Regions from separate parts of the Homo sapiens genome. Here region 2 is linked to region 1. Evidence: read pairs that join two places in POLR2A ChIA-PET (ENCODE). Cell type or tissue: GM12878. All regions are shown on one strand. Each heading gives the region's core, and the rest is flanking DNA. Links, peaks and the distances in the headings are about the cores only. Region 1 has its middle 46 kb from the start of LINC02695. Region 2 holds the start of LOC124902730 (a long non-coding RNA gene).

What was found. Peaks named below come from ENCODE experiments on the same cell type or tissue, not always from the same donor. Only the 100,000 strongest peaks of a DNase experiment are listed, where the experiment ranks them.
Region 2: POLR2A ChIA-PET joins it to region 1 with 12 read pairs; 14 of 35 experiments call an interaction of 5 or more read pairs at or near these places.

Annotation. Positions count from the first base shown.
Region 1 is chr11:86,139,152-86,155,692 of GRCh38, forward strand. It overlaps the pseudogene RNU6-560P. Among named protein-coding and RNA genes, the nearest start is that of LINC02695, 46 kb to the right of the region's middle. RefSeq lists cis regulatory regions at 4,442-4,824, 9,368-9,418, 12,114-12,624 and an enhancer at 12,215-12,715. In GM12878, for the core only: no CTCF peak of the experiment used is centred there; no DNase peak of the experiment used is centred there.
Region 2 is chr11:86,049,825-86,066,365 of GRCh38, forward strand. All of the region lies in intron 1 of PICALM (phosphatidylinositol binding clathrin assembly protein), which reads right to left. LOC124902730 (a long non-coding RNA gene) reads right to left here and starts at 14,052. Exons shown (of 2, transcript XR_007062822.1): 1 at 1-14,052. In GM12878, for the core only: no CTCF peak of the experiment used is centred there; no DNase peak of the experiment used is centred there; H3K4me3 peaks cover 4,189 bases; H3K27ac peaks cover 2,084 bases.

The DNA of each region.
Region 1 (16,541 bases), core at 3,462-11,461:
GTTGCCGGAAAGGGCAAAGAATCAAAACACCACTTTCGCAATGAATGATCTTACAAAATTGCAATAACTGTGACAAGACCTGAAAGACAAAACGCATTTTTGAAACATCTTCATGCAGTATCTTTTTGCTTTGAAGTATTTCCCATTTGAAAATTGGGATTGTTTGATGATGTACCATCATCTCTGGTATCAAGACAAATACCAAGACAAATCTTGGTAGATCAAGACAAATAAAATATTGTGAGAAAATTGGGATACAGAACCAGGTTCAAATCCAGGCTTTACCACGTATCAGCTGTGTGTTTTTAGGCAAATCTTAACCTCGCTGAATCTCAGTTCTTTCATTAATTAAAGGGGAATAATTTTACTACCTGAGCCTTAGGATTGTTAGAGTGCCTCAGACAGTCAGCATTCAGTAAATATTCAAATATTCATCAAATAGCAACAGTGGTTAGTGGGATTACAGTTGATTATTTATTTTAGGTCTCTGTATTTCTTAGATTGTCTACCATGAGTATATGTTGTTTTTGTAATTAGAAAGAAAAATAAAACTTATTCTTTTTAAAAATGAAGGCCGGAGGGCTGGATACAGTGGCTCATGCCTGTAATCCCAGCACTTGGGGAGGCCAAGGCAGGAGGATCACTTGAGCCCAGGAGTTGGAGAGCAGCCTGGGCAACATGGGAAAACCCTATCTCTATCAAAAATACAAAAATTAGCCAGGCATGGTGGTGTATGCCTATAATCCCAGCTACTTGGGAGGCTGAGGTGGGAGGATGGTTTGAACCCAGGAGGCGGAGGTTGCAGTGAGCCGAGATCGCACCACTGCACTCCAGCCTGGGCAACAGAGCCACACCTTGTCTCAAAAAAAAGGCCTGGTGTGGTCACTCATGCCTGTAATCCCAGTGCTTTAAAAGGCCAAGGAGGATCGCTTGAGGCCAGAAGTTCAAAACCAGCCTGGGGAATGTAGTGAGACCTCGTCTCTACAAAAAATGGAAAAACAAAAAAAAATTTAACTGGGTGTGGTAGCACACGCTTGTAGTCCTAGCTATGTAGAAAGCTGAAGCAGGAGGATCTTTGGAGCCCAGGAGTTTGAGGCTGCAGTGAGCCATAATCATGCCACTGCACTACTGCCTGGGCAACAGAGCAAGACTCTGTCTCAAAAAAATAATAATAATAAAAATTAAAGACGAGGGGCATAATTTCTCATATTTTTACATTTGCTCTCCCCACCCTTGTCTCTTTTATGTCTCTTTCTGCTGTTATAAAGAGTGCATGCTGTCTATGCAGCGATATTCAGAAGGCATCATAGAATGACAGTCATTCTCTATTCTCCAGCACAGTGCTTTTGGGGTCAGCTGACTCTACCCAGGCCTGCAGTACTGAAATGAGGCTCAGATCAGGGTGGTGTCTGTGTCCACGGGAGATCTGTTCTCTCGATTACATATCGATTCCCATCCTACCATTTCCTCAGTTTGACACTAAGCTGGATGCTCCCAGCCATCCCCAGTCCTCAGACAACTGTATTTTTTCCCTCTAGTTTTATTTATTCGGCACCAAGGCCTAGTGGCACCGACATGGCTGCAGGAGTCAAGCCTGCAGTTGGTCTTTGAAAAACAGGGAGAGTGTGGGCGAGTGCATTAAAGGAAGCAAAGCTCTGGCAGCAAACCAGCTTCTAATCTTGACGCCACCCCTGGTTCTCTTCTTTTCTTTATCATTTTAGGCTTGTGGGTCCCAGATCTCCATATTTGCCTTCTGGAACTGCTTTAGCAATAAGAAAAAAGATGGATGAGGGAATTAGGGCCGAGTTACTCCAGCCCCATGAAGCACTCCAGCACCAGGAAGCATAACCTGAGGCTCCATCACGTTTGGAGCTGCCTGCCTTGCAGTGGCCCATCCCTCTCATGCAGAGGGCCTATTTTCAGAGTCACAGAGGTAGGGAAAGAGCCAAAGGGCCAGAGTCTTTCTGAATATGTGGGCTTTGGGAGTACAAGGTGCCCATCATCAGATTCCTCTCAAACCCGTGGCTACTTGCTTGCTCCCATCCCAGTAAACATTGTCGCCATCCACCAGCTGCCCAAGTCAGAAATCTAGGAGTTGCTTTGGACCACCTTCCTTTCTTCACATGTCTCATCCAAGTATACACACAATCCTACTTACTCTACTTTGTAAAAGTGGCCCTTGAAGCCACCCACTTCCCATTTCCAACTAGTTGAGACAAATATGCTCTTCTGTCTCTATAACTGGTATCCCCCAAATATGACAATTGTTTAAATGCCTGGTAGTCCCAAATAACAGCAAGAGAGCATAAGGTCACACAGACAGTCAGTGACACATAGATCCAGAGGGGAGTGCAGGCTTCCTGATTCCTAGTCCAGCACTCCTTCTGGATTTGTTCATTTGTTCAATATGCTGTATTGAGCCCTTAAGAGATGCCAGTCACACTGCTAGATACACTTATCTCTGGGGTTTCTCCAGGGTCACCTCTGGGGTGACTTCCCATATTGGATTATGGTTTTCTGCCTGTTATTTTATGTCCCTTTGCTCCGGCATATCACAGAGTAGGGCATCCCTCAGGCCCCTGCCGGACCTCTCATCCTAGCAATCCACAAGTTGGCTTCTGTGTGGTTTACTCACAACAGCTTCTAAGCTGTGGGGCCAACAGAAAATACACACATTGAGGCATTTCTCCAGAGGAAGAAACTATGTGAGTCAAACATTTAAGCCACAAGTAAGTGCAACTATTTCCCTCTAGACCAAACTTCTGTACATAGGAAAGGGGAACAGGAAGGTTGATCTGGGTTCAGTTTTCATTCCTATCTCACTCCATGACATCTTGGGAAGGAGGAGCTCACAGCATAAGTCCTTAGCATATCCAGAATTCCACTGATTCATTTAACACATGTTAATGAAGGTGTGCCATGTGCCAGGCATCAGCATGGGTTCTAGGAACCCAGTGCTCTGTCACACAGATGGAGATTCTGTCCTAGGGGATTTTGTAGACTCACACAATTGGACGTAACCTACTACTTAGTTTCCTTTTAAATACATTCATTTTTTAATGCCATATTCACAAATTTCAAATAAAGGATTATAGAATCATAGAATACAGGAGACACAAAGGAGATACTCATTTAACCCAATGCCTTTCTCCTCTTAGTCAATGTTTAAATCTCTTTCCCAATATCCCTCTCAAGTGATCATGTGATTCCTCCTTGGACACCCACAATGACAGAGGATTTACTGCCTCCAAGGTGATCTATTCTATTTCTGAACAGCAGCAAGGGTTAAATGTTCTTCCCTGTGTGAAGCCAAAATCACTTTCCCTAAAACTTGTATTGCGTTCTGCCCTTTGGGCCTATACAGGACAAGACAGTCTCTTCCATTCTGAGTGGGCCCTGGCTATGTGAGGATGGTTGTTACAGTGCCCAAGTATTCTCCAAACATCTCCCCTTGATGCTCCCTCTCCCCTTGAACATGGTTTTGAGCTCATTCTCTAGTCAAATGGCCAACAGAGCCACCCTCCCCTGCCCAACTCTGTGGAAGGAACTTCACGTAAACAATATTTTCCTTGATTCTCCCACATTAAGTTCAGAGATCATGCCACTATAGAGCATCCTTCTCTCACCTCTACAATACCCCATCACTTGTGTAACTCTGTATGTACCATTGAAACAAGCAGGCAAACTAGAGCTAATAATATTGAGCTTTCAGGGTGGCTTTGATTAAAAGAGATAATGAATGTTGAATCAAATACTGAACAAGTATTGATTGAACACTCATCCTACACTGCACACTGTGCTGAGCTCCGTGTGTGACACCATTCTGAGGAAGATAGAAAAGGTCTCTAACCTTACGGAGATTTTAGCCTAGATCCTGAACATAAGCCCCTCTCCAGGGCTTGTACAGTTTTAACCAAAGGTGGGGGTCTTCAGAAGCAAATCTCCATGACCTAAGCTGAAAGCTCAAAAATGGTACCATTATGATGGTCATCATGATGAACTTAGATACGACCATATTAATGCCAATACAGCCTTTAGATGTTACAATTTCCCTGTGAGAATAATACTTTTGGAAACCTAAGAAAGTCCATAGTGGTATTTCTAATGACTAACAACCATGGTATCAACTATGGCCTCATTTTTTCCTACTAGAAACTCCGTATTTCCCATAAATCAAGGAGTTTTATAATAAATGACCTGGGTTAGCTTCTACTGAGCGACTATTCTAATCTGGATCACTTTTCCTACCTTGGTCAAACCAAATGTGAGATTTTAGGGCAAAGCAGCAGTTTTATTGAGGGAAGTGCAGTTGCACTTACAGGCATGGTGCCAGGCGCCTTTCCTCCTTCCACTGTCTGCTATAGTCATTATCCTGACCACAGTTCTCTTCGGCCACCATCTTATTCGGCATGCTACAGTTGACAGAATTTGCATCCAATATTAAAGAGGCTTTCAGCTTTTCCAAAAGCTGTGCCTTGGCTTCCTTATCATTTCACATTACAGCTTGCACATTGTTTGGTCAGGGAACTGATGGGAATGGAAGTTATTTACTGAAAAATAAATCACCTCTTATTTCAGTTGAAACCACTGTTCTTCCTGTTTCTCTGTTACTGTCAGATAATCCACCATCTTGGGTGGAGTGTGCATGAAACCACTACCTAACATATGACCAGGGGAGGGAAGTGACCACAGGATATCACTATCTGTGTCAGAAGAGTGGCAAATGTTTAGCAGGAAGCACTTCGCATTTACTGGTACAGCAGAGTTGTATATCTGGGAAGATGGTCCATGGCCACCATGTTACTAGGATGAGAGTTAAGGTCTCTTTCATTACACCTCATCCACTGCCCCTATATACTGACAACATTTATTAATACTATCTACGCTTTTGGATATTAATCATAATTTTTTTTTTGAGACAGTTTCACTCTTGCTGGAGTGCGATGGTGAGATCTCGGCTCACTGCAACCTCCACCTCCTGGGTTCAAGTGATTTTTCTGCCTCAGCCTCCCGAGTAGCTGGGATTATAGGCACGTGCCACCACACCCGGTTAATTTTGTATTTTTAGTAGAGACGGGGTTTCTCCATGTTGATCAGGTTGGTCTCGAACTCCCAACCTCAGGTGATCCACCCGCCTTGGCCTCCCAAAGTGCTGGGATTACAGGAGTAAGCCACCACGCCTGGCCTATTAATCATAATTTTATCCATGTGGCTAATATCTACAATTAGCCTGGCATTGTGCTTGACACTTTATGTACTCTATCTCACTCAATCTGCACAACAAATCTTATGTGGTAAGCATGATTATTCTGTTTTCATATGAGAAAACTGGTTCAGAAAGGGCAAGTGGGTTGCTCAGGGTAACTTTAATAAGATTCAGGCCCAGTGTGGTGATGCACAGAGCCTGACATCTTTTCACTCTCTTACTTTACCACCTGGTACGCACAGAGCCTGACATCTTTTCACTCTCTTACTTTACCACCCTGTACACATGAATCCCAATCCAGAAAAGAGGGGGCCTCTCTCAGAATGTCCTTCCTCCCATACTTGTTCACTCCCTCCCATTATTTGTGTTTTTATCTCCTACACAGGCTTGCAAGTTCTGATGAGGGGAAGATGCCATTCATCTTTGTAGTCTTCCAGAGAATAGAATACGATAGTGTCTCAAAAAATGCCAAGTGAAAGCACACACACAAACCAGAATATAACGCTATAGCTGGAATTTCCGGCTCCTAGTTCAAAATTGCAGAAAGACTTCCTTCTTAAGTATAATAATGAATCTAATCTTATGTAGCCTATGTGATATTAATAGTAGCCTTGCAGTGACTGAACAGTAAAACCTCTTTTTCACTGTGGCTCCAAATTGCACATCCTCTTGGTGTCCAAAGCCAAAGAGAATAAAAATCCTCCCACCCATAGTGTGCCAGTCAAAAGTAGCTGAGTCAAGACATGCAGTTTCTCAAATATGAATAGAAAAACTTTCTGCTCTACATCAATAGGAGAAGCTTCCCCAGAAGCACAAGAAACTAGTGAGAGTCATTGTGCAAAGAGCGTAAGAGGAGAGATCTCCTCTTTATATACAAAGCTGGCTTTGCTGGGACCAGATGCAGATTGAGAGGCAGTGTTCTCAGTCATTAGTATTTAAGACCCTGACACCTGAAAATCATCATTCCAATTAGAATGGAAGAAACATGCAAGAAATAGGTGCACAGGGATCAGCAAGCCAAGAAAGAAAGAGGACTGGGATGGCAATAACTCTCCAAATTTATGGAGGGCTTCCTATGTGCAGGCACTTACTTTATTAGTTTTAGTATTTATAACAATTTGAGGGGTAGATCTATTTTGCAGATGTAGAAATGAAGCTGTAGAGCAGTAACCTGCCCAAGTTCTCCCTGTTGGTAAATGTAGAGCTGAGAGAATTGAACTCAAATGTCTGACTCCAAAGCCTAAGTGCTTAACCATTAATGCTAATCATTAACCACACTTAACTAACCATTTCATCTTTTCCTTGGCGAGCAGGGACTAGAGGTTACATACTAGAAATCCACTGCATATTCTTTATTGGCCTTATTTACATTATGAAAAAACTAAATGTACAGTTCTCATTCTGTAAAATGGATGCAGTCATTCAAAATTAATCTTTTTGTTGTCAATTTCAGTCCTGGGCTAACAACCTCCCCTAGATAATGTACAGAGACATCTGGACTCAGTGTCTCCACATTGACAATTTTATTCAAGAAACTCATATCCAGAGCGGCCAGCCAGATAAGCAGCAGCCGTTATAGGCTTGAGCCTGATAAAAAATGTTGCTTGAGGCCGGGCATGGTAGCTCATGCCTGTAATCCCAGCACTTTGGAAGGTCAAATCCGAGGCAGGTAGATCACCTAAGGTCAGGAGTTTGAGACCAGCCTGGCCAACATGGTAAAACCCTGTCTCTACTAAAAATTAGCCAGGCCTGGCAGTGTGCTCCTGTAAACCTAGCTACTTGGGAGGCTGAGGCATAAGAATCGCTTGAACCTAGGAGGCGGAAGTTGCAAAAATGTTTTTTAAAAAGCTACTTGTTTCACTTATATTAGTAGAGTGGATTATAGTCTACCATGCACTTCATATCTATTATTTCATTTGATCCTCTGAAGAATGTTATGAGATAGATAAAATAAGTAATATTATCCCTATTATATATATGAAGAGGCTCACTTAGAATTACAAAATTAGAGCCGGGTGCAGTGGTTCACACCTGTAATCCCAGCACTTTGGGAGGCTGAGGCAGGCAGATCACCTGAGATCAAGAGTTCGAGACCAGCCTGGCAAACATGGTGAAACCCCATCTCTACTAAAAATACAAAAATTTGCCGGGCATGGTAGCAAGCGCCTATAATCCCAGCTACTTGGGAGGCTGAGGCAGGAGAATCACTTGAACCCAGGAGGCAGAGGTTGCAGTGAGCTGAGATCGCCCCACTGTACTCCAGCCTGGGCAACAGAATGAGACTCTGTCTCAAAAATAAATAAATAAAATAAAATTAGAAAGTGGTGGAACTGGGACTGTAGTTCAGGGGGACTTTGAGTTCAGGTCCTGATAATCCAAAACCCAAATAAACAAACTTCTAGCCCTTTAGAAATATGGATGGAACCATGCTCAAATCTTGACGTTATCACACAAGTCTATCAGCTTCACACATCACTATCACATCTGCCAAATAAGAATGAGGATATCTGCTTTGCAGGATTGTTCAACTAAATGAGATAATGTAGGTAAAGCCCCTTCAATAAAGTAGTGAACAGAACAGACATGGATCCTGTCCTCCTGAAGTTTATAGTCTGGAATCAGGAGGTGGCGATTAAGAAGAAAACATTCAATAATACACACTTAACTATCAAGTTATACTAATAAAAAGTGTCATAAGGGAAAAATACAGAGTGCTATGCAAATGTGCAGTGGGGTGACATAACTTAGAGTGTGGTCCAGAGAGGCTTCCCTAGGCAGTGACAGCTAAGCTGAGACAAGAGGATGCAGTATAATAAGCCAGGTGACATGGGGAAGTGTGAGGCCATGGGTGTGGGTGTCGGTTACAGCAGAGAGCGTTCCAGGCATAAGAAGCATTTTTGAAGACGTGTGGTGCCCATGAGAAACAAAGAAATTACTTGTGGGGCTGGAGTGTGAAGAGATCCAAGAAGAATGATGTGACAGGATGTTGGTGAGGTTGGCAGCCTTCATGGCATGTGGGGCCTTGCTGGTCAAGTTTAAAATTTTGAACTTTATCCTAACAGCAATGGGAAACAACCAAAGGGATTTAGGCAAGGGGGCAACATCAATAGGTTTGAGCTTTACAAACTTCCAATTCCTGACTAGGGAAAGTTGGGATCTTTTTAAAACTTTTCCTTTGGCCGGGAATGGTGGCTTATGCCTGTAATCCTAGCACTTTGGGAGACTGAGGCAGGCGTATCACCTGAGGTCAGGAGTTCAAGACCAGCCTGGCCAACATGGCGAAACCCCATCTCTACTAAAAATACAAAAATTAGCTGGGCGAGGTGGCGGGCGCCTCTAATCCCAGCTATTCAGGAGGCTGAGGCAGGAGAATCACTTGAACCAGGGAGGCAGAAGTTGTAGTGAGCTGAGATCGTGCCATTGCACTCCAGCCTAGGCGACAGAGTGAGACTCCATCTCAAAAAATAAAAACAACAACATCAAAAAAGCCCCTTTTCTTTATTTTTTTGAACAAACACTTCCTTAGTACCTCTTATATTGCAAAGACAGCAATAGGCTGTTTGTTTCAAATGTAGAATCTGAAGACTTAGAATGGGGCAAGAACCAACATGTCCCTTTAAGGAGCTAGAACATGTCACCTCAAAGGCTCCCTCCACTTCTGCCACCTAACGCAGTTGCTTCTTACTCTAAGCAAGAAGTAACCTCCAAATCCTAAAAGTACATTAAGAACCAGTGGGACATTTCTGGGAAGCTCATTTATTTATTCTTTTTGTTGAGCAGACAAATATTAAGCATCAACTATGTACCCAGCACTGTACTGGGTGCTGAGGGTACAGGATTGATAAGATGGAGGTCCTATACTTTAAGAACTCATGGTTTGGGGTTGAGGTAGGCCAGAAAAATAACAATCCCAACAAACTAGAATCTGTTACAAGAGAAAAAGCCAGGAGGGAGTTGCTCACAGAACCTAGAGTGAGGAAAGCTTTAGAAGAGGTGATTAGCACCTAATATATGCTCCGTAGCTGCATACTGAGTAAATTTAAGTTTGAGCTGAGTCTTGAAGATGAGGGGAAGGTTAGCAGGGAGAATAAGAGGAGTAGGGAATGAACAAGATCACACATATCAGAAGAGTGTCTTTTGAGATTATTTTATCAGCAGTAAACTGGATGGGTTGAAAGGGAGAGATTATAGGCAAGGAGGTCAAGTAAAAACCTGGAGCAGTGATCCTGCTGAAAATTGAAGAGGACTTCATGTGCACTCAGCAGTAATTGGGACTGTGCTCAGTTTGCCTAACCTTAGCTTGCTCTCAGTGGTATGGTGCACGGCTTGTAATTGTTATTCGCATCTCCCCATGAATGCATGCCTGTTCTCCCTCACTAGGGTGGAGACTGTCATTGACTGAAATCCTTATAACACTTAATTCTGTACCCTGCACCCCATGCATCCCCATCAAAAGCTGGGTTGATGATTGGATTCCTCGAGCTGGCGTGGGAGTGGGAGAGCTGGAACAAGGGAGCAGGGAGAGGAAGGGAACCAGGGCTGGCAATGAGGGTCAAAAAGCATTTCATGTTATCTTAAATTTTTTTCACAAGTGTAATGATGCCTTTATGTGTTCATGACTTAATTAAATAGTTTTTTTTAAGGTAATAAAATCATTAAGAATATGCAGTATTGCTTTTCACTGCTTTTCTATTTTTCCTTTTCCTTTTTGTTTGTTTGTTTGTTTGTTTGAGATGGGATTTTGCTCTGTTGCAGGCTGGAGCACAGTGATGCAAGTATGGCTCACTGCAGCCTTGACCTTTCAGGCTTAAGAGGTCCTCCCACCTCAGGCTCTTGAGTAGCTAGGACCACAGGGGTGGGCCACCATGTCCAGCTAATTTTTTTTTTAGAGATTAGGGTCTCACTGTGTTGCCCAGACTGGTCTCAAACTCCTAGCCTTAAGCAGTCCTCCTGCCTGAGCCTCCCAAAGTGTTGAGATTATAGGCATGAACCACTGTGCCATGCCCAGTAGTGCTTTTAATAGTGAAAAGTTTGAATTACCTAAATATCCAGCAATAGAAATATTACCAAATCAATCATGATACAATTTCAATGGCAGAATTTAACAAAAATAATGTTGTTGAGGTATGTTCACAGATATAAAGAAGTTAGTATTTTATAGTTCCACTTAAAAGTAAGTAGATATTAATTACTATATTCTGAATTATCCCATTTTTGTTAACAAATATATGCACAAAAAGGTTTAAGATACCTTTATATAAGAAGTTTATGTAGTTTCTACATCAGCGGGATTCTGTTGTGCTTTCTTTTACTTCTCTATTTCCTAATTTTTAAATAAAAAATAAATAATAAGAAAACCCCAATTTTTAAAAATGTTAATGAAATGAGAAAACTGAACTAGGAACAAAGAGAGTAAGAAAGCTAAGAGGAAAAAATGTACCATGGTGCCATGGTGGATGGGGATAATAAAGAAAGTAGAGAAAAGACGTTCTTGGAATTGTTTTTTTTGAAAGAGATTTTCTTATTTTCCATAAAGTTAAGGGGAAAAATATTTTTGTTCTCAGAGTTTTTCAGTGTGCTTTCCAAGCCATCAAATTCCTAAATATAACCAAAGTTGATGATTTTACAAGTAAGCCAATATAAACATAGTAGATGTTTATATTTCAACATTAACAACGTGACATTGGAGCTGCAAAAGATCTTCCCAATTGGCCATATTTTATTTTTCTCAAAAGTTTCCATTTTCAGTCCCCTTTTAAAATACATCCAGTCCCCCCTCCCCACCCCCACTCCACCCCTTTGTGGCTTTAAAATTTCAAGAAAAGGCAGAACCAGATTAACATAGTAAAACTGGGGACAGAGCATGTGGAAGAAAGGAGCAAGAGGGAGGTGGTAGAAGGTTACGCATTTGGGGAGGAAGAGGAAGAGAAGGAATTTTTGCAGAGCCTTGCCTCAAAGAGGTACTACTCAAACTTAGTCAAATCATGTAGGCTCTTGTTAAAATGCAGGTTTTGATTCCGCAGATCTGGGTGGGACTCCCTGGTGATACCCATGCTTACTGGTCCATGGACAACTTTGAGCATCAAGGCCTTAGACTCTGGGACTTTGCTCTTCCACCCTGGTCACATTTCACATGGGCAGCCTCTGGCTGTGATAACCTCTTTCTTTCTAACCTAATAGGGTTTTATTTTATTTATTTATTTATTTATTTTTTTGTCAAAATACCAAATATTGGAAACTTTTCAGAAAGTAGTTTAACCATGAGCAAGGTACAGTTCAAGGTACTCTCCATGGAAGAGAGTAAAATGGGAAATACAATATGGAATGGGTAGAAGCCCCTGATATACGAATGTTATTTGTTATAAAGGGCGTGGTGTTGTGGAAAAAGCCCTGGACTGGTTGTCAACAAAACTGGCTTCAATACTAGTGATTACTAACTAGCTATATGCCCTTGTGCCAGTCATTTTTCTCTGGTTCTCTGTTTCCTTTCCTGTTAAATAAAATAATTGGTCTACATGGCTTCTAAAATCTTTTCAGTTCTGACACTTGAAGAATCTATAAAGGAGATCCTATATCAATAGGAAGGGAGGGAAAGGGATGTGCCACCACACGCGCAGCTGCCAAGGATCCTGTACATGTGGTATTACTGTGGTGGAATCTCCCATTTGTCTGCCCAGATGCAAAAATGTTATTGGAGTGAGAGACTGGGAAACTTGCCTGGTATGAAATCCTAGTACCCCAACTTCCTGCTTTTGGCAATTTAGAGTCTTGGGAATCAGTCCCAGCCCCTATAAAATAAGGCAGACCCTGTAAACATGCCTTCCAAGAGCCTCCAATGTAGCTCTGACAGCTTTCAAATTCTAAGCTCCTCAATCCTCCATTCTCAGGCCACCCTCAGGTTTCACCTCATTCCCCTGTACTGGTCAGCAGCCAAATTCTGCAGCCTCTTGAGCTTAAGGTCCCAGCCAAAAAGCCTGACTGCCCTCCTACTTGTGAACAAATCCCAATTCTTGAAGCAACCCCAGCCCTCCCCAACAGACTCCCTGCTGAACCCTGAGTCTCCCAGATACTCAAACTTAGTTCAGCCCTGTAGCAATCAAGCCTCAGGGATTTGGGCTGGCTGGAAGCTGACACTTCTCTGTTTAAGATAGTCCCATCTGCAGAGTGAGGATCAGCCCCTAAATTGATAAGCACAGGGTGGGAAAGCGACCTGCCCTAGTGAGATTACCCAGACTCTAAAGTAAGGTCCTGCAGCTCCACCTCATACCTCCATGGACACACACTCTTTGGCTTTTAAGTTATGAAACAGACCTGTTGCTATTCTAAGGAAGTCTCACAAGTCACCATATAAACATGCCAGCTTCAGGCAGCTTCCTGTGGTTTGCCAAAAACCAGCTGGGAAGGCAGCCAGACTCCCGCCACCGTCCTGGAACCCCCTCCTCTAGCAGACATTCACTCAGGGCATGACCTCCTGAGGTGCCCACTTGGGATGCAGGAACTTAGTGGCTGCTAGAGTTGTTATTTTTCCCTCCAGCCCCAGCCTGGGCTGGGCTGAATGATGTGGCTGGCTGGTACAAAGGCTGCTTTTTATAATGTTCTTCTTTGGTATTTTTGCTGTCTGGAGAGGGCTTCCTTTCCTCCCACAGTTAATTAGCAGCATCAAGCATTTCCCTTTCTCCAAAAGAAGTCTGTTCCCACCCATGAGGCCAGGCAGAGGAGGTGGCAGGTGTGGCTAAATGCCCCCTGAGGTTAACCTCAAACTTAAACTTAGAGCCCTACTTGGTTAGAAGTGATGTGAAATGCAGGGCTAGCTTCCATTCTGGGCAGAGTCGGCAAGTGGGCACACGTCCCTGGCAAGCTAGCATCCCAATCAGGTGAGGGGACAGAGAAGGGGGTGGGGAACCAATGTGTGTTTGACACATTTGTGAATTGTTTCTACAACAAAGACTTTTTTAAAACAACAGAGTGAAGCTTTATATATTTGAATGAGAAGCACACAGAAGGACCTATTGTCTGGAGGAAAAATTGCATGAGTAATTGTGCATGACTTCAGACTTCCCAGTTGAAATGTTAGGCATATTAAGGATGATTGAGGGCATTCCAGTGTTTTCAGTGTGGAGAAGAGGGAGGACAGAGCTCCCAGGACTAGGGGAGGGAGGCAGGTTGTGTAGCAAGACAAGGGAGGAAGGAATCTGAGGAACTCTGTACCCCACTTTGCTCTCTGGTTTCCATTTTTCCTCTATTTAATTGAACTGCCACCTCCTACAGGAAGCCTTCCTGACCCTATCTCCTTCCTCCACCTGTCACTCTAGGTGTTCTTCTTGATACATATCTCCTGTCTTTTCATTATTTACTTGACTATGATACTGTGGATGGGCCATAGAAAAGAGAGGATGGACTCCAGATGCCACTTCCTAGATGTGTTACCTTGGACAAGTTACTTAGCCTCTCTGTGCCTCAGTTTTCTTGTCTATAAACAGTAATACCTTGTAGGGTTGTTGAGAGGATTAAATGTGTTAAAACCCATAAGGAACTGAGAATAGTGCCTGACATACAGTGTGCACCCTCAATAAATGTTAGCAATTATTTATTTTTATTTGCATCCCCTCTTGTTTGCACAGGACCTAATATATCATGGGGCAGCTGTGTTCAACCCTCATATGCATCTTAATTGCTTGAGGAGCTTTAGAAATGTACAGGCCTGGCCTGGGCTCCATTAATCTATGGGTGAAACCTGGTAATGGTATTTTGGAAATGTTCCCTGGGTGGTTTTATTATGTAACCAGGTTGAAAACCAGTGTCATAAATGCTCAAGGAATATTTGTTGAATGAATGAATGAACCAAATGGGATCAGAAAGAACAAACCCCATGCTGGCTTCGGCAGCACATATACTAAAAATTGGAATGATACGGAGAAGATTAGCATGGCCCCTGCACAAGAATGACACACAAATTCATGAAGTGTTCCATATTAAACATATATATAGAGAGAGAAAGAACAAACCCAGGTTACCCCATCTTTAGGAATGTGAAGGCATGATGATTCTGTCTCCTTCAGAAAGTTGATTCTTCCTGAGACAGGTTTCAAGAGAAAAATATGACAGAGAATATAATGGAATACATGAAAGAAAGAATCATAATCCTAGTCATCTCAACATGAAAGTATTGAAGAAATAGAAAAACAATTGCCTAGAGCTCATATTAGAGATCAACAGTTATTTTCTCTTGCTCTCCCTTCTGTGTATGCAGATTTATTTCCTGGAGTTGCTATAACAACTCTAGCTAGAAGGTGAACTTTGACTTTTCCTCTAGTTTTAATTTCGATTTGCTACTCAATCTTTAATTTAGAGGACATAAAAATTTATCTCAAATAAAGCATTTGCACCACTCTAATGTATATTCATGCATGATGATAGCATAATTATAATTAACTGCTTTACCTAGTTGGTCCACAAAATTTAAACTGATTACTGCTTGTAGAACATTAAGTCAGGCACCTCAAAATGGAAATAGGAAACTAGGCCGGGGTGGTGGCTCACACCTGTAATCCCAGTACTTTGGGAGGCCAAGGAGGGCGGATTGCTTGAGCTCAGGAGTTCAAGACCAGCCTGGGCAACACAGGGAAACCCTGTATCTACCAAAAATACAAAAATTAACTGGATGTGGTAGCATGTGCCTGTAGTCCTAGTTACTTGGGGGGCTGAGGTGGGAGGATCACTTAATCCCAGGAAGTCAAGGCTGCAGTGAGCCATGAAGGAAAATTAAATTTAAGAAAAGAAGATGCTATATACAAGGAACAGTGACAAGGTGAGAAACTAGCAAACCTACAGTTGTCTAAGTAGTTTTTGATGCCTAATATTTAAAAAGTTAGTAAAAATCTTGCATTAATTCCCAAATGAAGAGAACGGGAAATTTTAGAAAATAAAAATACTTAAATATAGGAATAAATATTCTTCATGACCTTACTAAACAACAACAAATAATGGGAGAGATGTACCATTTCCTGAATGGAGGATCAATAATGTGAAGGTGTCATTTCTCCTCAAATTGATCTAAAAGGCTGGGTGCGGTGACTCATGCCTGTAATCCCAGCACTTTGGGAGGTAAAGGTGGGCAGATCACTTGAGGTCAGGAGTTCGAGACCAACCTGGCCAACATGGTGAGACCCTGTCTCTACTAAAAATACAAGAATTGGCTGCCGTGGTGACACATGCCTGTAATCCCAGCTACTCAGAAGGCTGAGGCATGAGAATCACTTGAACCTGGGAGGCAGAGGTTGTAGTAAGCCAAGATCACACCACTGCACTCTAGCCTGGGCAACAGAGTGAGACCCTGTCTTAAAAAAAAAACAAAAATTGATCTATAAACCGAATAAAATCTCAATTAAAAAACCAGAAATATACAACAAAAATACTATAAGCAAAAGTTAAAGAGTGAAAAGGACAGATTACTTGCCAATTATACAACAGAAGATTAATATCCTTAATACATAAAGAGTACTTATCAATGAATATAAAATACAAATTAAACTATTAAAAAATGAAGCAAGGAATTGAACAGTTAATTAAACAGAGGAAGAAATGTAAGTGGTCAATAAGCATATAACAATGTTCAGTCTCATGGGTACATAAGGAAATGTAACTTAAAATAAGTCTGAAATATTTTTAGTCTTCAGGTTGTAAAAAATGAATAAACAATAAAATCCAACATTAGCAAAACTTCAGGGGAAATGACACTCTCAAACTCTCTGGGAGTATCAGTTGTTATCACGGTTTCTAGAGAGCAACTTGGAAGTATGTATCAAAATTTTCCATTTCTAGCTATCTAACCTGGAGAAAAGTTTGTAGAAGAGTCCATTTACACTGTAAATTAAGTAAAAAATAGAGAGAACACCAGGAGGCTCCCATAGCACAGCCAGTAAACAGTGCCAACACTGGAGTTAAAGTGCTGTGGTTCAAATCCCTGTTTGGCTACTTACTAGTCCTGGGGCTTTGGGTGAGATTACCTTAGCTGCTTCAGCAGTCAAGTAGGGATGACAATATGCAGTACCTATTTCATAGGGTTATTCTGAGAAACATTTTGCATGCCAGGTGCGGTGGCTCACGCCTATAATCCCAGAACTCTGGAAGGCAGAGGCAAGAGGATCGCTTGGGGCTAGGAGTTCAAGAACAGACATGCAAAGGGCTTAATGCCAGGGATAAAATACTTCCCTGTGCCATGGTAGTCCACCCCTCTCTTTCCCAAACCCCTAACCGTGTATGCCATTGCAGGTTCCTAAATATGTAAGTGCGTAGAGAAACTTATGGCAGAAACTGATAGCACGGTAACTTACAG
Region 2 (16,541 bases), core at 7,187-15,186, 86 kb before region 1:
GTTAAAAAAAAAAAAAGGTACCAACAATTAAAACGAGTTTGCTAGGTAAAACTACATATTGGACACAACTAAAGATTATTCTAAACTACATCAGGCCAGGTGAGGTGGCTCACGCCTGTGATCCCAGCACTTTAGGAGGTCAACGTGGGTGGATCACCTGAAGTCAGGAGTTCACAACCAGCCTGGCCAACATGGCAAAACCCCATCTCTACTAAAAATAAAATACAAAAATTAGCCAGGCGTAGTGATGAGAGCCTATAATCCCAGCTACTCAGGAGGCTAAGGCAGGATAACTCCTTGAACCCAGGAGGCGGAGGTTGCAGTGAGCAGAGATCGCGCCACTGCACTCCAGCCTGGGCAACAGAGCAAGACTCTGTCTCAAAAAAAAAAAAAAAAAAAAACTATATCAGTAAGTTGCTTAATTTCAAGTCACAAAAGGCCCCCCCAAAAAAAAAGCCAAAAAGAAAGTTCACCCTTTTTTGACAAATAACTCAAAACTAGATGTACATGTACTGCAAGTAAAAGCAAACTTTTCTGGCTCTTAATGGTTGTCACTGGTACACAAAAGTTTATAAGCCAAAAATGTGCAAGCAATTACAGCCACAAAAACTGATGCAGCCTTGACCTATTACAGATTTCTAATATTAAACAGATACATGCAATTCCCCATTCTACAATACATATACACAGCATTCATATAATTTAAGAAACACAGTCCTTCCATCATGCAAATTAAATTAAGGATCCTGGCAACAATAATAATGTTTACATTTCTGTGTTTCTGAAGAATTAAAATGAAGAGATAAAAATAAGGTGAAGCAATTATCCATCAATTCATCACTTAATAATTTTAAGATTATGTCACTGTGGTAGAACATAAATGGTGATGGATTAGTGATGCTCCTTACACACCCTCAGCTGATCCCCCAATATGAACAACAGGCAACACATATAAGACAATTTTTAATAAAGGTAGAAAGAAACTCCCTTTTTTTTACATCCAAGATACACACTGGAAAAAAATTATTTATTGTTATTATTTTTTATGTGATGTGGTCTCGCTATGTTGTACAAGGTGGCCTCAAACTACTGGCCTCAAGAAATACTGCCACCTCAGTCACCTGAGTAGCTGGGACTACAAGGATGCACCAACACACCCAGCTGAAAATTCACATTTTTGTTGCCCATTTCCTCCTAAAACAAGAATCACATAAGACAATGCCACCTATTCCTACCAATGATAATAAGATATGCAAATTCAAACTGTTTTTCAAATAATGATATAGTAGTAAATGGGACAGAATACTCTGATGGAGAATGAAGCAAAGGCTCAGAGAGAAACTGTTTCTGGTATTCGTTTCCAAAGGACCAAGCCTACAACAAAAAAAGCTAAAGGAGCACAATTATAGCATCACAGAATAACAGAGTAAGAAGGTAATTTAGAAAATAAACTATTTTAGTAACAGATTTTTGTGAGGTCATATGGAGCTAGGGTCAGTACCCTACATTCCAGTTAGAGCTTACTCCTCTTGAAGCATATGGAAAATTTATCTTAAGATAAAGTGGTGGCTCACTCCTGTAATCCCAGCACTTTGGGAGATGGAGGTGGGCGGATCACTTGAAGTCAGGAGTTCCTGACCAGTCTGGCCAACATGGTGAAACCCCATCTCTACTAAAAATACAAAAATTAGCCAGGCATGGTAGCGTGCACTCACAGTCCCAGCTACTTGGGAGGCTGAAGCAGGAGAATCACTTGAACCTGGGAGGCAGAGGTTGCAGTGAGCTGACATCGCGACACTGCACTCCAGCCTGCGTAACAGAGTGAGACTCCATCTCAAAAAGAAAAGAAAAAAAGTATAGAAAGTTGACATCTCAAAATGTAATCTTACATATTTACATAAATTATATTCCTCAAAGAAAAGCTCTCTCCTATCTATATCTCATTCCATATAAGTTTTCTGTGAGCTAAGAAGCTCCCCTTCAGATTGCCTGACCTCTAGTCAAGGTTCTTCATCGCCATCTAAATGTCAGATTTATTCTCTATGTCTTCTTACTAATAGTGTTTTGGTTTAAGTATGTGGAAAATAAAGCCAATAAGACTATCTGATGAATAGGTTTGTATAAACATTGTGTTAACAATGCATGTCAATTGCCCAAGACATAGAAAGGTTTCCTTAAAGGTTAGCTATTCTCCCCATTTTGTATGTCCTAACTAAACCAACTGAAACGGTTTGGCTCTGTGTCCCTACCCAAATCTCACCTTGAGTTGTAATAATACCCATGTGAAGGACAGGACCAGGTGGAGATAACTGAATCATAGCGACAGTTTCTCCCATGCTGTTCTCATGATAGTGAGTGAGTTCTCATGAGATCTGATGGTTTTATAAGGGGCACTTCTCTCTCCTGCCATCATGTGAGAAAGGACATGTTTGCTTCCCTTTCTGCCATAATTGTAAGTTTCCTGAGGTCTCCCTGGCCATGCAGAACTGTGAGTCAATTAAACCTCTTTTCTTTATAAATTACCCAGTCTTGGGTGTTTCTTCATAGCAGCACGAGAATAGACTAATACACCAATTTTTATCAGACTTTGTGAATCCCTGAAGACTGAAAGTTTCCTTTCTTTTATAAAATTTCTTCCTTCAGATCAAAGTTAGGTTTACATTATTTCTGTTGAGAAGACTTCTTCAATGATTCCTGTGCAATCTAGAGACTCGGAAATCCCCAAACCTCAGTAATTGCCACCATTCATTCATTCTATAATAAAGTTAATACAAAAACTTGAAGCAGCAAAATCTCATCTCAGCTTCCAGATCAGCAAAACTCCTTGCCTTTCCTGTTTTCACACTGGCAGCAGAAACTACAGATAAAGTGTAATTTTGAAAAATTGGCTCTAACTATGGTCCAACTTGACCTACAGTAGCCAAAAAGCTATATCTAAAGGTCATATAATTAAAAGTCATACTCCCTTCACAATCTAGCCTCAGACAATTGCTCCGACTGTATTTCTCATTGCACCCAACCTGTCCCTCTCACAGTCCAAAAGCACCCCATTTACAAATCTCTTTGTTCCTCAAACACAATTTCAGCTTCCTGTCTACAAATGTTTGCTCATGCTCTTTCCTCCACCTGAAATGCCTAGTGTTCCTAATAACTTATCATTTAAGGTCCAGTTATCTTCCCTTATCAAAAGCAGTATCTCTCTTATCTGATTTTTAACATCATTTGATCTGTACTTATCTCACATTGTCTGGCAATACAGCTATCTGCATACGTCATCTACCCTACTAGACTGAGGACAGATTAGTGTTTCACAATAATCTCAACACAACCTGAATAGTGACACTGTTAATTAAATTTGGCCTAAAGCTGCTTCCATAAGCAGGGAACTGCACCTCAGTATGTTAAAACTGCAACCTAACTCGAGTATATTCTTGTAACGAGGCTAAGCGTTCTGCCAATCACAAGCGGCAAGCTGCTCAGACATGTCCAAATAAGGCAAACGTGGACACAAACGTGGACCTGTAACCAATCAGACTATGTCTGGATGTCACTTCTTTTTCTGTCTATAAATCCTGACTATCCACATTGCTGGGTGGAACTCTCTGAACCTTTACTCCTTCAGGGTGCTGCTCAATTCATGAATTGTTTCTTTGCTCAAATTAACTGCCAAATTTAATTTGTCTAAAGTTTTATTTTAACAAGACTCAATATGTAATGCTAATGAGCATATTAATTTCCTTAAGACGAATAAAGTCTTTTTTTTGAGACAGGGTCTCACTGTCACCAAGGCTGGAGTACAGTGGCATGATCTCGGCTCACTATAACCTCTGCCTCCTGGGCTCAAGTGATCCTCCCGCTTCAGCATTACAAGTAGCTGGGACTACAGGTGTGTGCCACCATGCCCAAATAATTTTTATATTTTCAGTAGAGATGGGATTTCACTATGTCACCCAGGCTGGTCTCAAACTCCTGGACTCAAGCAATCTGCCCACCTCGGCCTCCCAAAGTTCTGGAATTACAGGGATGAGCCAAAGCACCCATCCAAGACTAACAAAGCCTTGTTTGGTAGAAATCCAGCTTTAAAAATGCACAAGTGACAATATATCATTTTCAGATATATAAAAGTCACTAATTAAATCAAACAGGCCACGAAGATTCTTACTGACTTCAAACTGATTTAACAAATCTTATTTATTCATACTATCACCCAATAAGATAGTTTGTGTTAAGTTCATTCATAAATTTGGAACTCAATAAAAGCTCAATTCCCAGACAAGCCCACAAAAGCCATGAGTTCACAGTATGCCTGATTTTACTTATTTGGAGAGCCAAACACTATGTATAACAACATTCGGAGGTCCAATTTTGGGTGGCAAGGTATATTTAGCCCCCTGCACATGTGCCAACAGAATCATGCATTCCTTCTTTCCTGTCTTTCTCAACAACCTCACTACAAACTATGTGTGAAAAGGAAAAAATACATTGCTAGTTTCACAGCACTGGTATCTAAAGCTAGGGAAGCAGCTAATAAATGGGAGAAAGGAGGGCTCTAAAATGAAGACGGAGGATGGCACTGAAGAGCCCAGAGTTTATCAAGACAAGTCCTGCTCCTTTAAGAGCTCCCTCTCCAGCCTCATCTCCCCTTACTCCCATTAACACTTTGCATTCTACCACACAAAACTATTCAGTTTCCCACAAACACACCATAAAGCGCTTTTTTGCCCCATGTCACTGCTTATCATCTGCAAATCACCATTCATCCTTAAAGTTCCTGTTACCTCCCCTCTGTGAGGTCTTTACTAACCTCCTTCAAAGTTAATTACTCTCTCCTACTTTGATCTTTATGTAAAAATTTATTATGCATTTACCTTAATGTATTATAATCAATTATTAGTTTGCACATTTTACACTATTAGATCTCAGGCTCCTTTTAAGGTAAGAATCAAGTGTCACTCATTTTTTCTTTTTGAGACGGAGTTTCACTCTTGTTGCTCAGGCTGTGGGGTTTCTCCATGTTGGTCAGGCTGGTCTTGAACTCCTGACCACAGGTTATCCATCCACCTTGGCCTCCCAAAGTGCTGGGATTACAGGCGTGAGCCACTGTGCCTGGCCCACTCATCTTTATAATATTTTCTGGACTGTCACCATTTTTCCTTAGCACTCCAAAAAAAATATGATTTTTTTTAAATGTTGGCAAAAATCTACCTTTAAAAAATTGCTTGCTGGCTGGGGGTGGTGGCTAATGCCTGTAATCTCAACACTGTGGGAGGCTGAGATGGGTGGATCACCTGAGGTCAGTAGTTTGAGACCAGCCTGGACAACATGGTGAAACCCCCGTCTCTACTAAAATACAAAATTAGCCAGGCGTGGTGGCACACGTCTGTAATCCCAGCTACTTGAGAGGCTAAGGCAGGAGAATCGCTTGAACTCAGGAGGCGGAGGTTGCAGTGAGCCTAGATCGTGCCACTGCACTCCAGCCTGGACAAGAGCAAAACTCCGTCTCAAAAAAAAAAAAAAAGATACCATGGAAACATACAATGACACTATTATTTGTGGACCAAAACAACTTATTGATAGTCATGCAACTATTTGTTACCTTCTTCATATATCTAAGACTATTCTGAAAATGTAAAAAATATAAACTGGATCAGATTAAGTGGTTTATCCAGCTGAAAGAATGACCCAAATAATTCCAGTTATCCATCACCAAACTATACCCAGTAGTCATGGAGATTGCCATCAAGTAACATTTTTCTCCTGCACAATTCCATTTCCACATTACACAGAGGTAGTAGAGTTGTATTCCATGTCAACTTCAAAAGATTAAAAACCCAAATATCTTTGGTTTTCCTTAATACAAATGTGTTTCTTCATACCATATACAAAAGTTAACTCAAAATTGATCAATCTTAAATCTAAGAGCTAAAATTTCTTCCTAAAACTCTTAGAGTTGTAAAGGTGCATAACCTTGAATCAGCCAATGATTTCTTAGATATATCGAAAGCACAATCGAAAAAATCAGAGGCTGGGTGAGAGTGTGATGGCTCACGTCTATAATCCCAGCATTTTGGGAGGCCGAGGCAGGTAGATCGCTTGAGGTCAGGAGTTCAAGACCAGCCTGGCCAACATGGAAAAACCCTGTCTCTACTAAAAATACAAAAACTTAGCCAGCATGGTGGCACATGCCTGTAGTCCCAGCTACTCGGGAGGCTAAGGTGGGAGGATCACTTGAACCTGGGAGGCGAAGTTGCAGTGAGCCAAGATCACACCACTGCACTCTAGCCTGGGTGACAGAACAAGACTCTGTCTTTAAAAAAAAAAAAAAAGAAAAAACCCTTGAAAAATTAGACTTGAAAATTTAAAACTTTTGTGCATTAAAAGACATTGTATCAAGAAAGTGACAAGCCAAGCCACAGAATGGGGAAAAAAATTACAAATCATATAAAGATCTAGTATGTGAGGTATGTAAAGTACTCTTCTGGTATCCAGAATACATAAAGATCAAATTTTAAAACAGGCAAAAGACCTTGAATAGATATTTTCCCAAAGATATACAAATAGTCAATAACCACATAAAGAAATGCTAAACAGCATTAACCACTAGGGAAATGGAAACCAAAATCACAATGACATAACACTTCACACCCACTAGGATGACTATTTTTTAAAAATCATAAAACTAAAATCCTGAAAATAACAAGTTTGGCAAGAAAGTAGAGGAGAAACAGGAATCTTCATACATTGCTGATGGGAATGTAAAACAGTGTCACTGATGTGGAAAACAGTTTGGTAGTTCCTCAAAAAGTTACACAGAATTACCATATAACCCAGTAATTTTACTCCTAGATATATACCTAAGAGAACTGAAAATATGTTCACACGAAAACTTGTATGTGAATGTTCATAGCAGTACTATTCTTCACAGCCCAAATGGCTAAACAACCCAAATGTCCACCAACTAATGAAGGTATAAATGAAATGTGGGTAACTATACAAGGGAGTATTACTCACCTATAAAAATGAATAAAGTACTGATATGTGCTACAAGGACAAACCTTTAAAACATTATAACTGAAAGAAGCCAGGCACAAAAGGCCACATATTGTATGACTCCATTAATACGAAATGTACAGAACAGAAAAATTCATAGATAGAAAGTGGATTAATGGTTGCAGGGGGGCCGAGGAGAGCTTAGGAGTGACCGTTAACAGATACAGGATCTCTTTCTTGGGTGATGGAAAATGTTCTAGAATTACATAATGGGGATGGTTGCACACAACACTGTGAACATACTAAATAACACTGAATTCTCTACTTTAAAACTGAATTTTATGTTATGTAGATTATGTCTCAATTTTAAAATTGCAAAAAAATGTGTACTCTAAAAGGGAAAAAAAATAAATAATTGCAAAAAAGAAAATTATGTGTGTGGGGCCAGGCGCGGTGGCTCACGCCTGCAATCCCAGCACTTTGGGAGGCCGAGAGGCAGGCGGATCACGAGGTCAGGAGTTTGAGACCAGCCTGACCAACATGGTGAAACCCCGTCTCTACTAAAAATACAAAAATTAGCTGGGCCTGGTGGCTCGCGCCTGTAATCCCAGCTACCCGGGAGGCTGAGACAGGAGAATCGCTTGAACCCAGGAGGCAGAGGTTGTAGGAGCTGAGATCGTGCCATTGCACTCCAGCCTGGGCAACAGAGTAAGACTCCATCTCAAAAACAAACAAACATATAAATAAATAAATAAATAATGAATAAAAAATTATGTGTGTGTGTGTGTATGTACACACAATTAGCCCTCCATATCAATGGGTTCCATTATCATGGATTCAATCATGAATCGAAAATATACCAAAAAAATGCATCTCTACTGAACATGCGCAGACATTTTTCCTTGTCATCATTCCCTAAACAATACAGTATAACAACTGTTTATGTAGCACTTATATTGTATTAGGCATTTTAAGTAACCTAGAGATGATTTAAAGTATTCAGGAGATGTGCATAGGTTATATGCAAACAATGTCATTTTACATCAGGGATTTGAGCACCCTTGGATTTTCTTATCTGTGGGAGGTCCTGGAACCAATCCCCTATAGATACTGAAGGACAACCGCATATATTTATCACCTCACCTCAAAATCTCTTTATCTTAGCTTTGGATTAGTTAAATGCTAATGTTTCAAATTATTCAATACAGTGCATGAGGCGGATTTCTGCCAACAATTGTTTGAAGTATATTAAAAAGACTTGCCAATCCTCTGCAGTGTGAATACCACCCGCTATTTATTTTTTGCGATATACTTAAATTACATTAAAATTTTTGCATATAAGGTGTATTTAAAATATGGCACACATTCCTATTTCTTAAATATCCACAAGATAACTATTACCAGCACATAAAATTTTAAGTGCACACACACACCCCCACAAAGATGACCCTTGATCTCAGAACTTATAATCACGTGGGACCTATAATCAGAAGAAACATGTAAATTAAAATATGACAATTGAGTATATTCTGTGAAGTCACTTACAGAGTATATCTGCAATCTTTAGTGAGGAAAGAAGTTTTGGAAAGCATACCCAACTTCCTCAACCACTACTTGGAAGAACTGCCCCTTGATTAAGACTTGGGTCCCTAGGATGCTTTCAAGTAATAAGTTCATGGCTATAAATACCAGCACCATTCCCCTAATCACTGCTAAAAATTCCATGTATTCAGATGAAACTTTCAGCAATTCCCACTGGCCCCTGGAATCAACTTACTGATTAAGTAATCTAGATTAAGTGATCCTATTTTTACCACCATTGCTACCACCACCCTAACCTTTGCCTATTATCTCATACAGCTTCCTTCTAAAACAGACACTTCTTTTCTTTTACATTTTGATATCATCTGTTAAGTGTGCTTTATCCCTTCTTATATCAAAAATGAGTCTACTGTACAGTTATACTCTAGGAGGCACCTTTCATACAAAAAGGTGTGACAGGCACCTTCTAGAGTTGTGCAAGGAAGCAGCTCTGATAAACTCCTCAGATCTATTTCTGGTCCTCTGTTTAATTCTTAAAAATTACATTCCTAATTTCAAGAATATGTCCTCAAAAATGTGCATTTTAATATAGTGTTCAACTGGAGCAGCTACAAAAATTTTGAAGTAACAATGTTTTGGAAGACACTACCTTGTATCTAAACAAAACTAAATAAGCCTCTTAATGCCTCATGAGTTCCATGAAACAGTAATTTGTTATGTTTTTATCAATGTTACTGACTCTATATATAAATTTGTAACCAGGCAATTTCCATAGTCACCATAAAAAATATCCTTAAATGTCTACTGGCATAGATTTTTATGTCCATAAATTGTTCATGGAATAGTCTGAGCTATGAAGGGAGGTTAAGTATAATCATTCAATATTTACTGAGCACCCATGGGGGGTTGCTGACTAGGTACTTGGAGAAGAGATAGAGAACAATACCGAAAACAATTCCTATTCTGTGGAGGAAATGTGCATAAACCCAAAATACATAAAAGCAAGATAGCCACTACAGTTTAACAATATTTGAAACTCTATAAATGGTGAGAATAATGCTGGACTGACAGGACCAGGGGGAGTTATTCAGTGATGTTTTTATGAAAGCGGTTACCTTAAATGTGAATATTAATGGGAGCAAGGTAAAGACAGTTTAAAAGAGGCCGAGCATGGTGGCTCACACTTATAATCCCAGCACTTTGGGAGGCCAAGGCCAGAAGTTCGAGACCAGCCTAGGAAAGAGACCCCTTTCTCTTTAGCAGGGCATGGTGGCACACACCTGTAGTCCTACCTACTCAGGAGGCTGAGGCAAGAGAATCCCTTGAGCCCAAGAGTTCAGAGTTACAGTAAGCCATGATCATGACACTACACTCCAGCTTGGGTGACAGAGCCAGACCCTGTCTTTAGTCCAAGGAATCATATGTGCAAAGGCTAACGGTTTGGTAGTCAAGAACTTTTGGCACAATTGATACCTAACCTGCCTAACTTTCACAAAAAAGGATAGTTTTGACATAAAAAAAAAAAAGAGAGAGGACAAATAATCAAGAGTTCCAATTAATAACTAATTTTTAAGGCCTTTGGGAAAAAAATTTAAATATTATTGTTAAGACTTTTTTGCCCCAGCAGTTTCCTTTCCAAGTCATACTGAACACTCCTTCCAATCTATTTATGGACATAAAGTGGACATAGGGATTATGATACCACATCTCTTGCTTGAAATCTTCCAAAAGTTGAGGCACTGTTACCTACAAAATCAAATCCAAAATTACTTTGAGAATTCAAAGGATCCCTTAGATCTAGTTCCTCTTTGAGTACTCTTTTGTCCCTTCTAATACACACTCATCCCTAAAGGTGCATTTTTTTAGTCTCAGAACCTTCACACTTTTAAAATTGAGGAGCCAAGAGCTTTCATGTGGGGGTTCTCTACCAATATTTACTGTTAGAAACTGAAACTGATAAATTTATCAACATTAATTCATTTGAAAAATAACAGTATTTTCAAAAAACCCCACAATTTAGAAGAGTGGCACTGTTTCACATTTTGGCAAAACTCTATTTTGTGGTTTAATAGGAAATAGTTGAATTATCATTATCTGCTACTACATTCAACCTATGGCAATATCACACACACATCACACAGCCTCTAGAAAACTCCACTGTACAGTGGTTCTTGAAAGAATAAAAATAGAAAAGGCAAATAATGTCTTAGTATATGAAAACAGTTTTGAACTCACAAACTTGCTGAAATGGTCTTGAGGACCCCCAAAAGTCCCCAGACCACACCTTAAGAACCACTGCCAGCAAAGGAGAAAGGCAATACAATGCAGCAAAGATAATCTTTTCAACAAATAGTACTGCACAACTAGATATCCACAGGCAAAAAAAAAAAAAATGAATCAGGAGACAGACATTACACTCACAAAAATTAACTCAAAATGGATCACAGACCTAAATGTAAAATGCAAAATTATAAAGCTCCCAAATGGTGACATAGAAGACAATCTAGATGACCTTGAGTTTGTTGATGACTTTTTAAATACAATGATGAAGGCATGACCCATGAAAGAAAGAACTGCTAAACTGGACTTCATTAAGATTAAAATTTTCTGCTCTGTGAAAGGCATTGTCAAGAGAATGAAAAAGACAAGGCACAGACTGGGAGAAAATATTTGCAAAAGATACATTTGATAGCCGGGCTCAGTGGCTCATGCCTGTAATCCCAACACTTTGGGAGGCTGAAGCAGGCGGATCACCTGAGATGAGGAGTTCAAGACCAGCCTGGCTAATATGGTCAAACGCCATCTCTACTAAAAATACAAAAATTAGCCAGGCATGATGGTAGACACCTGTAATCCCAGCTACTTGCGAGGCTGAGGCAGAAGAATCACTTGAACCCCTGGGAGACAGAGCTTACAGTGAGATGAGATGGCCCCATTGCACTCCAGCCCGGGAGACAGAGCAAGACTCCATCTCAAAAAAAAAAAAAAAAAAAAAAAAAGAAAAGAAAAGACACATTTGATAAAGGACTGTTATTCAAAATAAACAACTCTCAAACCTCAACAATAAGAAAACAAAGAACCTGACTTTAAGAACAGGACAATGACCTTAACGGACACCTCACTAAAGAAGATATAAAGATGGCGAGTATGCATATGAAAAAAAGTCACATAATCAGGAAAATGCAAATTAAAACAATACCACTACACACCTATTAGAATGGCCAAAACCCATTAACAGTGACAATATCAAATGCTGGTGAGAATGTGAACAGAAACTCCCATTCATTACTGGTGGGAATATAAAATGGTACCATCACTTTGAAAGACAGTTTAGAGGTTTCTTGCAAAACTAAAGGTATTCTTACCATATGATCCAGCAACTGTGTTCCTTGCTATTTACCCAAACGAACTGAAAACTTATGTCCACACAAAAGACACGCACACAGATGTTTGATGTTTATAGCAGCTTTATTCACGATTGCCAAAACTAGGGAGCAACCAAGATGTCCTTCAGTAAGTAAATGGACAAATAAACCCGGGTATATCCAGATAATAGAATAGTCAAGTGCAAAAGAAAAAAAAAAGCTGTCAAACCGTGAAAAGCCATTGAGGAAATCGTAAACGCATATTAGTACGTGAAAAAAGAAAATCTGAAAAGGCTATAGACTGTATGATTCCAACTATGACATCTTGAAAAGGCAAAACTATGGAGACAGTTAACAAAAAATAGTGGTTGCCAGTGGCTGGGGAAGAGAAGGGATGGCGAGGGGGAGCACAGAGTATTTCAGGGCAGATAAACATTGTACCGCTACAACAGTGGATATGTGCCATACAATTGGCCAAACCCATAGAACATACAAACAGCAAGAGTAAACCTTGGCCGGGCGCAGTGGCTCACGCCTGTAATCCCAACACTTTGGGAGGCCGAGGTGGGTGGATCACCTGAGGTCAGGAGCTCGAGACCAGCCTGGCCAACATGGTGAAGCCCCATCTCTATCAAAAATACAAAAATTTAGCTGGGCGTGGTGGTGGGCACCTGTAATCCCAGGTATTTGGGAGGCTGAGGCAGGAGAATCCCTTGAACCCAGGAGGCAAAGGTTGCAGTTAGCTGAGATCGCACCACTGCACTCCAGCCTGGGCAACAAGAGCGAAACTCCGTCTCAAAAAAAAAAAAACCCTAATGTAAACCATGGACTTTGGGTGGTAAAGATGTCTGAATGTAGGTCCATCAATTTTAACAAATGTACCACTTTCGTGGGGGATATAATATATCTTGATAATAATATAACTTGAGAAATCCTTCATTTTCTGATAATCTAACAAATCACAACTCTGAACATAATTTTTAATACAAAGGCTTAGGTTCATCAAGATTCTCTTTTAAAGAACTATCTAACTGCCCAAAATGATTCACATACACAGTGAACATACAAAATACTAAAAGGTCAAGTCCAAAATTTTGATTCTCTAGAGAAACGTATAAAGCAGTTTAACTGGGAACATACTAAGACAGAACACAAAGTAACGGAAATGCCACTTTAGCTACCAAAAGAACAGGAAGAGCAAATACTAAGACTTTACTTTGAAAGTCTAAGGCTACTTCTTCCTGGTAGGGCTCTAACCTCTTGCCAAGAAGCCTGTAAGTTTATTTTTCTTACTTCTTTATTTTAAGTGAGAAACCATGAAATTAACCATTTCAGAGCTGAAGAAAACAAAGGAGAAACAACTATGTCTACGGTGAACTTTCACATTAACTATTCTAAATGATTATCATGGCCAAATAAACAAATATTTTTAAATGAAAGCAATTCTGATTATTAAAATAGATTATTTTTAAACAATCAGTGTTTTTTAAACATCAAAGTAAATGTTTCATATAAATGTCTCACAAAGCGTATGAAAGAAAAATGTCAATCACATCTTATGAAGTGTTTCACTTCTCACCTGCCATAGTAACTTTAAATTCAAAGACACCTTTAAAAATTATCCAGATATATAAAATATTCAGTAAACACAAAAGGTATATAGATGCCCAAAGTCTTATACTATTTCTTAACATAGCAAATAAATCCATCAGGGAACAATAATTACAAAAGTATTTCAGAATTCATTTGCTAATTATGAATAAGCGGCTACAAAAAATAGTTGAATATTAAGTTCTCTTTAGAGTTCCTCTTTTAAAACACATACTGTTCAGAAACTTAACTAGACATATCTGGGAGGAAAAAGGATACATTTGTGAATTTTATTATATACCTCAGGCATTCTGTTCTGCCATGGCGACAGAAAAAATAAAAATAAATAAAATGCCTCAGGCATTTGACATGTGTGATCAAATCTTACTCATTACTACCACTTTGATAACTCTATTTCTATTTTCTGTATTGCAAAACTACTAAAAGACTAGTAAGGATAATGAAAAATGAAAATATAAATCATATGACTAATTCTTACAGGAAAGAATAGGAAGCCCAGACATTAATTACAAAATAACTGTCTTCTTAAAACAAGATCCTTTTGGAAAAAAAAAAAGTCCCAGTTACCTTACTTTTAAATAAAAGATATCCTGGGACAGATCTTCTACTTTATTTCTTCCTTACATGCATCTTCTTAGAAATCACATCCTAGTTACCAGATCCTTCTTGACAATACGCAAACTAAGCACCCATAAGATATTATTAACTGAGACATTAAAAACCATTTGTGCTTTAAAAGGGAATTAATTCAGGTACAGTCTGGTATGTTATACGCATTTTTAATGTAGTTACACAAACCACTAGCCCAAATACAAATTCTACATATGCAAAATATTCAAATCCTACTTTTTAAAAACTTATTTCCAATTTCTAGATCCAGTTCACAACATACAAATAACCATGCTGTATCGACCAGAGATATGTTGATAATGGATGCTTAGTAAGAACTTGATCTTGATTTTGTTTTAGAAAAGATAAGGCAGTGGTTGAAATGAAATGTCCCTGTAAATTAACTGGGGAAAATATGAATTAAAAAACAGAGACATACAGGATATGGTGACTCACACCTATAATCCCAGCACTTTAGGAGGCTCAGCTGGTAGAGAGGATCCTTGAGCCCAGGAGTTTGAGACCTGCCCGAGCAACACAAGGAGACCCTGTCTGTATAAAAATTAAAAATTAGCTGTGCGTGGTAGCAGATGCCTGTGGTCCCAGGTACTCAGAAAGATTGTCTGAACCCGGGAAGTCAAGGCTGCAGTGAGATGTGATTCCACCACTGCACTCCAGCCTGGGCAACAGAGTAAGACCCACCTCATTTTAAAAAAAAAAAAAAAAAAGGAGACATTACAGCCATTAGTATAAATATTACATTTCAGTGAAATATGTCAAAATATAAATGTCCAACGATAGTAAATAAGAATAAAGAAAATTAAGAATTCATATCAAAAAATAGGATAAGGGCCAGGCATGCTGGCTCACACCTGTAATCCCAGCACTCTGGGAGGCTGAGGCAAGAGGATTACTTGAGCCCAGGAGTTCAAGACCAGCCTGGGCCACATAGGGAGACCCCCATCTCTCCAAAAATAAAAAGTTTCTTTAATTAACCAGGCGTGGTGGCACATGCCTATAGTCCCAGCTACTTGGGAGACTGATGTGGGAGGATTTCTTGAGCCTGAGGAGGATAAGGCTGCAGTGAGCCATGATCCTGCCACTGCACACCAGAGACAGAGCAAGACCCTGTATCCAAAAAAAGGGGTGGGGTTAAGACTAAAGATTGTAAGATCAGATAAAAATGATTTTTATATTAAGAAGTTATAAATTAAAAATTGTGGGCCAGGCACAGTGGCTCACACGTCTGTAATCCCAGCCCTTTGGGAGGCCGAGGCGGGCGAATCATGTGGTCAAGAGATCCAGACCATCCTGGCCAACATGGTGAAACCCCATCTCTACTAAAAATACAAAAATTAGCTGGGTGTGGTGGCATGCGCCTGTAGTCACAGCTACTCAAGAGGCTGAGGCAGAATCTCTTGAACCTGGGAGGCAGAGGTTGCAGTGAGCCAAGATCGCACCACTGCACTCCAGCCTGGCGACAGAGCGAGACTCCGTCTCAAAAAAAAAAAAAATTTGTTTTTTCTATCCTGCAATAATTATGGTTCTTTTAAGCATTCTGTACTGCTAAATGGAATTAGAAGCTACTTTCTATGTATATGAATTGCCCCCACCTCCAGCTGTGAGACAGGATTAAATGAGATGATGAGAAAGTGCCTGGAAAACTGAAGTTCTTCAAATATAAGGGCTGCTATTCCTCTACCTTGATTATGGCTACTAAAGGCCTAAGATTAAACGGAAATCGTGTTTATTTTTACAAACATATTTCAAGTTTGACAACTCTTTCACACTAGGGATGCTAGTCAACACTATTATCCACTAACACCTACAGTATAAGCAAAGCAAAAAAATCTTTCTTCAGTAAGTATATAATGTAGTATGAATTAAGCCATAATTCATGAATTATTAATAATCACTTCCTAATGTGGAAAGATCTTGGCGAGAAACTGACAGAAACCACCTCCACACTCTAAGGGCTTATACGAAAAACAACAGTCCTAAGCATATTTTTTGTTAAATGCTGCCATTTTAAAATGAAATCATTTTCATTAGATTCATATAAATAAGCATCAGTTGCTAGGGGCATTAAAAGGTGCACATAAACTAAGCTTTCACTATAAAGAAAAATTCCTAAAAGACAAAAAATTACTTGAAATGACAGGTTTCTGTATTAAAGCCTAAAGTTCATGATGTCAACACCATGAACTGTCCGTAGAAGACTTTTTAATTTTCTCAAAGCATGTTAGTGTGTGCAAGGAAGGTATTTGTTTAGTAAACCACTCACTGGTCAGACTTTACCTAAGATAAAGGTATTTTATTAGTGAGAACTGATTACAGGACATTTTAATCAACAATGTAGGGAAAATAGTATCCCTGTATTTTAAAACCTCATTGAAAAGAAACAGAAGCACATTAACGACACAT